3 separate regions of the Homo sapiens genome follow, and regions 2 and 3 are each linked to region 1. The links are chromatin contacts, found by Hi-C in ENCODE. All regions are on one chromosome and are shown on one strand. The core of a region is the stretch at or near the end of the contact, and the rest is flanking DNA. Distances in the headings are between cores, read along the strand shown.

Evidence for each region. Hi-C counts contacts between places; a loop is a spot of excess contacts on that map. Pooled maps may share reads with other maps.
Region 2: a loop to region 1 is called in a map of B cell, with 10 times the contacts of the local background. The contact joins the promoter of WDR41 here to the promoter of HMGCR in region 1. A Hi-C loop is called at or near these places in 1 of 168 maps with a recorded cell type or tissue (B cell) and 12 of 50 pooled maps.
Region 3: a map of CD8-positive, alpha-beta T cell shows a loop between it and region 1 (12-fold over the local background). The contact joins the promoter of TBCA here to the promoter of HMGCR in region 1. A Hi-C loop is called at or near these places in 3 of 168 maps with a recorded cell type or tissue (CD8-positive, alpha-beta T cell and naive thymus-derived CD4-positive, alpha-beta T cell) and 11 of 50 pooled maps.

The regions. Positions count from the first base shown.
Region 1 is chr5:75,334,898-75,339,162 of GRCh38, reverse strand. HMGCR (3-hydroxy-3-methylglutaryl-CoA reductase) reads right to left here and starts at 1,943. Exons shown (of 20, transcript NM_000859.3): 1 at 1,863-1,943. RefSeq lists enhancers at 913-1,471, 1,472-2,032 and a silencer at 1,712-1,831.
Region 2 is chr5:77,490,097-77,493,991 of GRCh38, reverse strand. WDR41 (WD repeat domain 41) reads left to right here and starts at 1,676. Exons shown (of 13, transcript NM_018268.4): 1 at 1,676-1,822. The coding sequence starts at 1,772. RefSeq lists silencers at 1,371-1,510, 1,951-2,170 and an enhancer at 1,291-2,214.
Region 3 is chr5:77,774,765-77,778,464 of GRCh38, reverse strand. TBCA (tubulin folding cofactor A) reads left to right here and starts at 2,126. Exons shown (of 4, transcript NM_004607.3): 1 at 2,126-2,260. The coding sequence starts at 2,208. RefSeq lists silencers at 1,980-2,239, 2,360-2,529 and an enhancer at 3,547-3,700.

The DNA of each region.
Region 1 (4,265 bases), core at 694-3,193:
ACCTACCATGGCCAACTGCAGAAAAGGATGTTTTGGCATCTTACTTCCTCCTACTCAGCACTCCGCCTGCATTACACATTCCAGTATTTGATTATATACTATCTCACAGTGTTCTCAAATTAATAAATGTGTACATTTTGTCTCTTTGAAGCCAAGAACTGCGTCTTATATGGCAGTCATTTTCAATCCCAACAAGATCTAGCATTCTGCTGCTCAAGCTGGTATTCCAGAAAGAAGGAAAAAAAAAAAAAAAAAAACGAATCTTGCACTGGCAATCAGGAAATCTGGATTCTATACCCAATTAGCTCACATTCTATTACATGTTGTTTTTTAAGTCATATCTATTCTCTTCATTCACTTATGAAGCTAGAGCTCCAAAGTTCTCTGACAAAGATAAGTGTTAAATGGAATCATATGAAACTGCTATTTTTGTAGGTTAGTTGAATTTTAAATACTGGCAATTTCACATGGGTCAACCTAAGTAGACCATGTAATTCCATAATGTGGCTATCTATAGTCTAGAAACTAGACCATAAAGGAATACAAAGAGTGTGTGCATGCACGCATACTCACACTCTTATCTTGAAATGGTTATCCCACATACCCGACAATTTTCATGTTAATGCTGTAACCTATGTGCAATTTTGTTTAACCTTCATGTTACTAATTCCCATTTGTTTTGGCCACCAAGTTTATCATAAGTTCTGGAAGAACACTACAACAAAGCAGGCCTGCAAAATCCAGCCTATCCCCAAAGTACTGTCCAGGTCTTTGCTAGATTATCTCTAAATTGCAAAATGCCTTTCACTGCATGGAGAGGAAAATAAATTCATAAGTAAACAAAAAGTACATTCTCTACCTTGTGGGACGCCGAAATCATGCACATTTAGTATAGCCCAGAAACAAATGCTTCCTACGACTCTGCAGGACCATGTCTAAGAAGGAATATCCTCAAATCCTGAAATATTTCAAACGACTACTTAAGAATGGAGTACATCGACCTCCTCCTACTGCAGAAATTAACTGTTCTATATTTGTATCTCCAAGGTACATTTTTCCTAAAAGAATATCAGCACCAAGGAGACTACACCCCTTACCAAAAAAAAAAAAAAAAAAAGAGGGAGAAGAATCTTTTGAGTCATTGTGCGAATCCCCACGTTGGGCTCCGCATCCTCTCAAGCCGTTCTCCTGTAAATAACCAGACACATCTACACCAATCCACGGTTCTTTCATGGTTCTAAGTTAGTCAGCAGTATTTACAGAGATCTTTCCCGTCACCTAAAAGAAAGGTGCTAACGAACAGCAGTTCCTGGGCGTGAATGCCCGGATCCCGGGATGCAGGCGCTTCTCCCGTCTGCCCTGCGAGCTGCCGGCCCGACAGCCCCATAGACCCCTAGCATTTCTCGAATCCAGGGGCCTCCGAGGTCACCCTGCCTGACACCCTTTCCGCCCCGATTTTCGTGACCGTGCAGCCAGCACTGCCTACTCTGACTGAACAGGGACGATGAACGCAGCTACGCCCCGCGGGTCCACCGATGATGACCGCAGTCACGAAGAGGCCAGACCGCCGCCCGCCTCTCAAGCCCACCCCGGGACCCCGGGTTACTCCGGCACTGATGCCGGCCGCCGCTCGGCCTGCCGGGCCTCAAGGACATTCCTTGCAGTCCCCGCGGGTCCGAGCTGCCACACCGACAAAGCGCAACCGCAGCCCCCTCCAGGTCCGCAGGAGCTGCCGGTAGCCACTTCCCAGGGCCGAGGGAAGCTCCAGAATTGCCACCAACACAGCCCAAACCCCGCTCCCACCCATCTCCGCCCCGCTCCCCGCCGCCCCTGCCCCTCTTCTCGGTCACCGCCCGCCTCACCTCCAGATCTCACTAGAGGCCACCGAACCCCGGCGCCGACGCTCAGCCTGGCTCCAGTTAACGCAGTCGCGGAGCGGAAGGAGCCCTCACCTTACGCACGCTCGGAGCTGGACGAGCCTTCGACCAATAAGAGAGGATCGTTCGATTGTCTAGCCAATCGCCTGGGGGCTGCTCGGCCTGACGGCGCTACGTCACGAACGGTCGCCTTAACAACCGCCCACAGCTCTCTGCAGGGCCAAGAACAGGCACCGCACCATCTCTCACCACGGCTCGGCCAACCAATAGCCGTTCGAGTCCCAGCACTAGGGCCTGCCTATTGGTCCTAGAGCTGTGGGGGCGCACGCATGGCAGCTGCCTAGGCGGAGGCGATAGGGGACCAGGCGGGTGGAGTGTCCCACAGCCTCAGTGCCTGACCCGTGCTCGTCCTGGCTGTGATAGTACAGTAGGAGGCAGTGATAGGAAGCAGAATCGGAGCGTGAGGGAAAACGCAGGGTCAGGTCGATGACTGAAAGCTCAGTTACTAGCGCGGGAGAGATGGAGGGAAGCGGAGGCGGCCATGAGAAAAAGAGGAATATAAAAAAAGGGAAGGTGGCGGCGACGGGCACCTCAAACCTGTAACTGGCCGGTAGCCGAAACCAGCGCTTTCCCGAGATTTACCCATTAGTGTAAATGGCTCCGGTCACCTGCGTCTCTCTCTCTTGTGTGCGACATCCATTGCATACTGGATTCTCTCTGAAATGTGCCTCTCCTGCGTCTTCTGTGCGTTCCTTCTGCTCTCCGCCTGGTGCAGGGCTTTATTATGTCTTACTTAAAACAGTGCAATAGCCTCTCCTAACTGGTCTTCCCAGTCTTACACGCATGCACTTCCCAATCTGTCCTGCAGAACTCCCACATGCAGTATGTGGCATACTACTTCCTATTATGCCATAGACCCAAATCAGCGTTTCTCATTGTCTACTGGATTAAAGAAAGAACCTGTCACCACTAATATGGCCCCACCACACATTTCTGACGTATCTCTACTTTCCTGTGCGAACCTTACAGTTCAGCCAGGAGTAACTGGCCCTTCTTCAGTCACACTCAGTACCTTTTTACCTCCCTGCTTATGTTCTCTTTGTTTACCTTGGATATGCCTACCCATTTTAACTGCTGAGATCCTAAATATCCCTTAAGGACTTTTTCATATGCCACCTCCTTTCCTAATTCCCTCAAACACATCATCACTCCCGACCTTGAAAACCCATAAAATTTCCGTAGTATTTTTTTATTTGTCTTACTATCGTATGTGGAAATTTATTAAGGACAGGAATTGTATTTCACTCAATTTTTAAAGCCCATATTTTGAAACACATTACGAAGAAAACACTAAACACTCCTTAGTTTTAATAAATGATTATAGATTCTTATAATCCTTATATAATAGGTATTATTCCCATTTTACAAAAAAGTAAAAATTAAAGTTTGTCAAGCAACTTGCTGTAGATCACATAGATAATGAGCAAAACTGGAATTTGAACCCAGATCTAATGCTTAGGCTGGTTCTACTGTTCCCCACTGCTTCAGTGTAAGACCTTCATTCATATCTCTTTACCAAATGTTGCCTTTGAAATGCTCATTATGTGAAGTACACACTGTGGTTGGCATGGGAGATATAGTGACAAACATGACAGACATAGTGCCTGCCTTTATGAACCTTGCACAGTAAAGAAAACGGGTGAACTACCCAAAGATTGCAGTGTTCTCTTAGCAGCCTTGTCAAAAAAAAAAAAAAAAAAGAGAGAAAAGTGTGTAAGTACCGAGAGCCTAGAACCTGTCATATTTTTAATGCCGCTAGAAGTCTCAAGGACCAAATATCTCAGAAGTTACAGGTTGTACACATGCCTACTAATGTAATTCAAATAAGGACTAAAGTTGTTACCAAAACAGGCTTTAGCCCAAGATTTAGAAATTTTCATTCGCAAACTGCCTAATTGGGAACTCCAATAGGAATATGAGTTCCAAAGCAAGCAATAAAGAAACACCAGTTGTCTAGTTTTATGCTCTTAAAATAAATTCTATATCCTTCCCAAAAGGTATTTCAAAAGAATCTTTATAGCACTTAACTAATAATTTGTACTTAGTGATAAATCACAAAATTTGGTATGGACACAAGGTAGAAAGGGAGGGTGGGGGAAGCGCCAAGGAAGTCCATGTGCCGCTTCCTCATATGCATTTAACCCTTCAAGGAAAGAGTTTATAAAAGTATAATTTTTTTATTTTTAGAGACAGAGCCCAGGCGGGCGTGCAGTAATGGGTCCGGAATTGGAGGGTTCTTGGTCTCACTGACTTCAAGAATGAAGCCGTGGACTCTCGCGGTGAGTGTTAACAGCTCTTAAGGTGGCGCGTCTGGAGTCTGTCCCTTGT
Region 2 (3,895 bases), core at 427-2,926, 2.2 Mb before region 1:
GCCCAATAATATACTAATCTTGTAAAAAATTCTTTCTTAGCTGTCCTAAGAGGAACCAAGGGAGGAAGTGTTCAACCCTGGACCAGTGCTTTAAAGCATCAGCAGAATGTCCCTTACATCAGAGTAATGTGGCATTGGGCAAACCCTAAAGAGCATGGGGCAAACCCTAAAGAATGTGGATAATCAGAAGAATAAAATGTAGGCTATTTGGGCAACCACATTGTCTCACGTGAAGATATTCCTTCCAGAACTGAACTCCTGATGTCTCTGAGTTTTGTTTTACTTAAAGATAAGTCCCTCTTTCCCAGGGGATAGTCTCTGTTTTGGTCTGTCTTCAACTGTATGCAGACTGCAATTTGGGGCTAGCACACAGAAGGCAACATGCTCCTGATCCTTGGGAGTGTGTTCTTGCCGAGTGCACTCAAAAGGAATACAAAGATGAATTATAGGAGATCCGAGTTCCAGAGGGACTGTAAGTTTGTGTAGCTGCTCACAACCAACTTAGCTTAAAGTGGGATGTATGGCTCTCTCTTATTGGTGACTGGGACATTATGCCTTGTCCCTCCAGAGCAGCATTTTATGTGATTCCTTTCTGCTTCTCTAGTGCATCTGTGTCCAATACATGTTTGCTGAATTAATGCATTAGTTGGGACATTTGTAGATTCCCTACAACAATTTACTGCTAGGAGGATTATTTGAACCTAATACATATGCAAATATATATATTTATACTTTTGCAAACATGATATGTATAAGTAGTTCCTAGACCAGTGATTTTCAGACCTTGCTACTCATCAGAATCACCTGAGGAGCCTTCCCAAAACCCCGATTCCTACGTCCCAACCACAAAGATTATTTTAATGAGTCTGAGGTGGAAGCCAGGAATCTACATTTTCAAAAGCTACCCAGGTAATTCTGATATGCAGTCAGCATAGATAACCACAGCCCTTTGACTACCTAAGAAAATGTAGTAGTCAAAAAAAGGTATATGAACTGCCTTCTATTCTTTAGGGAGATTCTATGTTAATATAGCATACGGTCAAGAACACTACCAATGTAGCCACTTCCTAGCTGTTATCTTTAGACAAATTACCTAATCATTCAGAGCTTTAGTTTCTTGATGTGTAAAATAGAGGATATAGGTTTACCATGAGGATTTATGTAAAGCCTTAGCACAGTAGCTGTACTATAGCACACAGTAAATGTTGGCCGGATTTATTCGGCTGTACACATGAGCCACTGGATTTGTCTGGATGCAGAAGTCTACTGCGGTACACCTTCTTCAGCAAGCTCTTGGGAAAGCAGGGGAGATTTCCTGGTACCCTAGGAAGTGGAGGATACTAAAGCCATGTCACAGGGAGGGGCATTATTCTTCGTGCGCGCTTGCTCGCCGGGGTCGGGTTGCTGCTCCGCGCGCGTCCACCAGGGGCCGCTCGAGCTACCTAAGCTCCGTGCGCTACCCGGCGGCGCTCCCGCGCGTGCTCACTCGGAGCAGCGCGCGCCCCGCAATCGCCGCAGCCGCCCCCGCCGTCGGCCGCCGCACCCCAAGCGACTGCCCAAACTAAGCCTCCGTGGCTGGGTACGGGAGCGCTTTGGGGACAAAAATTCTCCCTCAACTGTGGTCTGCATTCCTTCGGCCCGTGGGCTGATCTGGGGCGGGAAGTATTAGCGTCTCAGTTGCGCTGCAGCCGGGGAGGAAGGAGGAGGCCGAGCCTGGGGCGGAGTTTGGGCTGACTGGGGCTGGACCGGGCAAGACGCCGCCGCTGCCCGGATGTTGCGATGGCTGATCGGGGGAGGCCGAGAACCGCAGGGACTGGCCGAGGTAAACCCCGGGTGGGTCTGCTCTGCGTCCGTCGAGCTTGCTGGAGGGGCGGCTTCGTTCCGGTTCGGCCTTCCTGGGTTCCGACCGCGGGGACCCGGGCGGAGGCGGGGCTGGCTGCTGAGCTCGTGCCACGCGCTGTTCTCACGACGGTGGGGGCGGAGGGCGCGGGAGCCGGAGCTCCTCAGACCCGGCGGGACCCCAGGCGCACCCTGGAGCTGCAGACCCCCGGCCCCGTCCCACGGCTAGCTGAATCGTGAGATCCTGGCTCAGGGACGCTCAGCTGGTCAGCAGTCCTATTGGGACCTGTGACAACTTAGGGCTTCTGGCTACCGAAACTATCTTCATTTCCACTTAAAAAGTATACGATTTAGCTAGAAACGAACGAGTTGTGACCGCAGCTTTCCACTTTTGGTTTATTTGAATTGGTGTCTCTTCCTGGCGTCTACTGATACTTGGTCAGGGAATATAAAATTAATTTACTTATCCAACAACCGAAAAAGGATATAATTATTTTTAAAAAGTAATCTGCTTCAAGGTCAAGAACATGATTTTCTAATTAACTGCTGTTTTTGGTTTCATAGTCACACTTTCTTCATGGGCCCGAATAATTGAATAGACCGTGTGTAATGAAATTTACATTTGAAATGTGAATAAAATAATTTTTGCAGTCTTGGAAATTTTGAGGTCCCAAATTTATTTCGTATGCCACACAAGAACTTTCATGCGCGTCCGTGTGAAGAGACCACCAAACAGGCTTTGTGTGAGCAATAAAAGCTTTTAATCACCTGGGTGCAGGCGGGCTGAGTCCGAAAAGAGAGTCAGCGAAGGGAGATAGGGGTGGGGCCGTTTTATAGGATTTGGGTAGGTAAAGGAAAATTACAGTCAAAGGGGAGTTGTTCTCTGGCGGGCAGGAGTGGGGCAAGGTGCTCAGGGGAGCTTTTTGAGCCAGGATGAGCCAGGAAAAGGACTTTTACAAGGTAATGTCATCACTTAAGGCGAGGACCGGCCATTTTCACTTTTGTGGTGGAATGTCATCAGTTAAGGCGGGGCAGGGCATTTTCACTTCTTTTGTGATTCTTCAGTTATTTCAGGCCATCTGGGCGTATATGTGCAAGTCACCGGGGATGCGATGGCTTAGCTTGGGCTCAGAGGCCTGACAAGAACAGAATTTGTGAATTGCATTTTATTTCTCATAAGAAGTATTTGTTTAGATTGTTAAAAGTAAGAAATTGGATTGTTGAGAGTAGGCAGTCTTCTCAATTTTAACTTCCGCATGTCTTTGCAGTTGACGGTATTGTCTGTTTTTAAAAATTTCTTATTTCAGATTAATCCTAAATCCTTGAGATTGTGGATTATTGAATAGCCATATATGGTATATACGACATTTTGGATAATTCTGTTTTAACCTGGTTCTTTGGTTAATCATGTTATTTGCTTAACCAGGTCTCCCATTCCTGGCAAGTTTTCATTGGAGGAGAAGCAGTTTATATAGTTTTCAAATTTCTCACCACAATCTCTTCTAGAAGGAAGACAGAATAAATACAAAATCAATGCTTTGTGGTGGTGGTTTTTTTTTTGGAAAACATTTATGCATGTTTTAAATTTATATATTTCTTCATATAAATCTAATTGAGTTGTATAACTGCTGTGAATTTGTACATTATCGGAACCTATGATTGTCCCTAATTTATGCAATAACTTTGTATCCAGGCTTCTCGTTTAAGCAGTGGTTCTCAACTGGGGTGATTTTTGCCCCGCAGGAGACATTTGGCAATGTCTGGAGACATTTTTGATTGTCATGCCTTGCAGAGGGGCAGTTCTATTGGCATCTAATGTGTATAGACCAGGGATGCTGCTCAATGTCCTGTAATGCACAGGACAGTTCTCAACAACAAAGAATTATCTGGGCTGGGCGCGGTGGCTTACTCCTGTAATCCCAGCACTTTGGGAGGCCGAGGCGGGCGAATCACTTGAGGTCAGGAATTCAAGACCAGTCTCGCCAACGTGGTGAAAACCTGTCTCTACTAAAAATACAAAAATTAGTTGGGCGTGTGGTGCGAAAAAAAAAAATTC
Region 3 (3,700 bases), core at 877-3,376, 2.4 Mb before region 1:
ACACACAATGGCAGTAGCAGCAGAGGTCTTTTGGCTGCTGACATTTACTGATTATTGATTTATAGTAAAGGCACAGATACAAATCAATTAAAACAAAGAGAAAGGGGGCAAAAGGAGGGAGGCAGAATTGGGGATTGGGGGGAAATAGCAGGTATTTGTATTGGGAAGCCTAGTTTGAGAGAAACTCCTGCAAATTAGCACAAAACTGAGCTCTGAGCTTCTTGAAACCAAAGCAAAAAAGGAAAATATGACGAGTTACATGGTTTTTGCTACCTAATCAAAGGAAAGACCTTAACGGTAGCAAAAGCCCTAGCTGCACCATCTTTTGGTTTGTGGCTTGTAGCTGCTGTTTGTGTGTGTGTGTGTGTGTGTTTGTGTGTGTGTGTGCATGTCATTTTGCTTTGGTAAGTTTGCTGTTGTGTTTTATCTACCCCTCCCTCCAGTATTTCACAGCGCTGCTGTGTGACTTGGAATTGCACATCAGTATACCAGCCAGCAGAATAAAAATATTTATTGAATTCTGTGCCCATTGTGCACAAAACACAGGTGGAGGAGGTTGGGGAAGGAAGATTTATGGAAGACAAGAATCTTGCCTCTAAACATGTTTATGAACCAGGATTTATAACTACGAAGCTGAACAAAACCCTTACGAAGGACCAAACAATAATTTGAAAAAGAAATATACTAAAAATAATGATGACTACTGGGTGACTCCAAAGCATCCAGGGAAGATTGAACAGGTGGGGTGAGTCATAGTAGACTTTGCTCAGTTTTGATCCTGGATTTAAAGTAACGGCCTTGGGCTGGCGGGATAGAAGGGGATTCCAGGACCAGTCATGAAAGTGAGAATGAGTAAGTCAGGCTAGGGAAGGAAAAAGACAGTCATATGGGTGTCTTTGAAGGATGGTACCAAGAAATTTTAAAAAGGGGGTGGGCTCGGTGGCTCATGACTGTAATCCCAGCACTTTTGGAGGGTGAGGTGGGCCTCACCTGAGGTCAGGAGTTCTAGCCAGCCTGGCCAACGTGGTGAAACCCCGTTTCTACTAAAAATACAAAAAAAAAAAAAAAAAAAAATTAGCCAGGCATAGTGGAACGCGCCTATAATTCCAGCTACTCTAGGGGCTGAGGCAGGAGAATCACTTGAACCCAGGAGGCGGAGGTTGCAGTGAGCCGAGATCAAGCCACTGCACGACAGAGTGAGAATCTGTCTCAAAAAAAAAAAAAAGAAAAAGAAAAAGAAAAGCAATTTTAAAAAGGGCGATTCTGCCCTGTATTCCTCAGGAGATTCTCTTAGGAAGGGACTGCTAGAGCTCACTGTAGATGTGCCTCATTTTATGCAACAAATATATTTTTGAACATATAAAATAGTCAAATGTTGTTCAGCATCTACCATGCGTCAGACAATGAGCTAGGTGTTTTAACCCTTATACCTAATCTGTAAAATGGACATTATTATTTCCATTTTGCAGACTGATCAGCTGCAAGGCTAAACAGCATACGTATCAGTGTTGTCTAGCTAATAGTCTAGCTATTAAAGGGTGGAACCTCGATTGTAAGCCGGTTTGTCTGATTAGGAAGCCCAAGGTTTTGTGTGCGACACACATTCTTGTAAGTTAAATATTTAGGATACACTATAAGTGATCATCTGAAGAAGTTCTGTTAGTCATTTCCTTTGAAAGGCACGTTATCTACAAACCTTCTTGCAGGGATTTGAGGTAAAGGGCAAGGATTTTCTTGACTGCGTGCATGATGGCAGTTTGTTTCACTACACATGCATCACTCTGCCTCATCTGACACCAGATAACGACATCGAAAATACCCTTAATACATTTTTTAGGTCACTCCGTCCATTAAGCAGATAATCCCGCAAAGCAACGTCCCAGAGAGACGTTAGTTTCCCCAAAGGCCCAGGCTGTGGAGACCGGGATAGTGTAACTTGCGCCTGAAGTAAAAAGAGGGGCAGTCCGAGAGAGAGGAGGAGGGCACGTTTCACTACGGGTAAAGGGGCGCACGAGGGGTAAAGGGACTGGCGGGAGCAGGGTACCGCCCTCTAGTAAACCCGCCCCGCGGGGCGTGGCGGGGACGACGGGCCGCGCAGCCTGCGCATGCGCGCCGGCGACCACGCCTAAATAGCCGCAGCCTCTGCGCGTCGCCCTCCACGGTTACCCCGGCTCTCCGCCCCTCCTTCTCGCGGCGCTCGAGGGACCATGGCCGATCCTCGCGTGAGACAGATCAAGATCAAGACCGGCGTGGTGAAGCGGTAAGGAGCCGGGAGCGGCGCCCTGCACCTCCTCTTCGTCACCTCATGGCGGCCCGCGAGGCTGAGCGGAGCGCAGGCCCGAGGAGGCCCGAGGCGGGCTCCGAACTCCAGGCCGCACCCGGGGCTCCGCAGTTGGCTGGGACTGGCAGGGACCCAGCGGGGCGCGCTGACGCCCGAGCCCGCCAGCCTCGCACGCCGCTTCCCGTCCCTCTCCGCTCACTGGCCGCTCTGATTTGCCGGAAGAGTCGGCGGTGGCCCGGTTTCTCGGCGCCCGCGGTGGGAAGGTGGTGGGCCGCGGCCTGCGAGGGCGGGCCGGGCCCTGATCCCGTGCCTCCTGTGTGCGCGCGCCGGCCTCTCCTTGCTGAACTTGGCCCGGGGAAGCGGGATCCCAGCTGTGCTCTCAAATGGGCTTGAAAGCAGGCTCTGAAGTTTAGGGGGATGCGGAGGATCTGGGCCTCGTCAAAAAAGACCGTAGTGGAGCCGTGTGACCTAACATGGCTGGCGTGACTGGCAGGCTTTGAGAACTGGGCCTGAACTTCTAGCACACTCAGCAAACTTATGTGGCCTCACTTTCTCCAGTCAGATTCCCCGAAGCTCGCCCCAGAGGCTGTGAGATGCTGTTTAAATAACTTGTGAACCAGAAGTATCTGAGACAGGTCTTAATTTGGAATGTTTATTTTGCCAAGGACGTGCCCATGACACAGCCTCAGGAGGTCCTGATGACATGTGCCCAAGGCGGTTGGGGCACAGCTTGGTGTAATACGTTTTAGGGAGACCTCAGATATTAGTCAATGGGTAAGGTGTACCTTGGTTCCCTCCAGAAAGGCAGGACAACTAGAAGGTTGGGGGGCATCCAGGTCATAGATAAGAGACAAATGGTTGCATTCTTTTGAGTCTTTGATCAGCTTTTCACTTAATACACAATTTACATGTGAGAGAGGGATAGAAGAATAGTCACTTATGCCTTAGTCGGCTAAATGAATCTGCGATTTTACATACACAGTAGGGCAGAGGAAGCAGTCAGTTACGCATTTGTCTCAGGTGGGTAGAGGGGTGACTTTGAGTTCTGTTCTTTGTCCCATACCTGTGAAGATAAGCTATCAATTTACATTGCCAGGGTGAAATACAACAGAACTGTTTTAGAGTGAAGGTCTTGAGGCCCACAAGGAATTTCCTTGGGGGCAAATTGTCAGGGAGGTATGTAGCTTTTTTTTTTTTTTTTTTAATCTTTGTAGCTATCTTATTCAGGAATAAAATGAGAGGCAGGTTTGCTCGATGCAATTCCCAGCTTGACTTTTCTTTTTGGCTTAGTGATTTTGGGGTCCTGAGATTTATTTTTCCTTTCACAAACTCATGGGTAGTGCAGTCCTGTAATTTGCTTAAATTCCTGTAAACCAAGAAAGTACCTGAGACAGGTCTCAATCAGTTTAGAAGTTTATT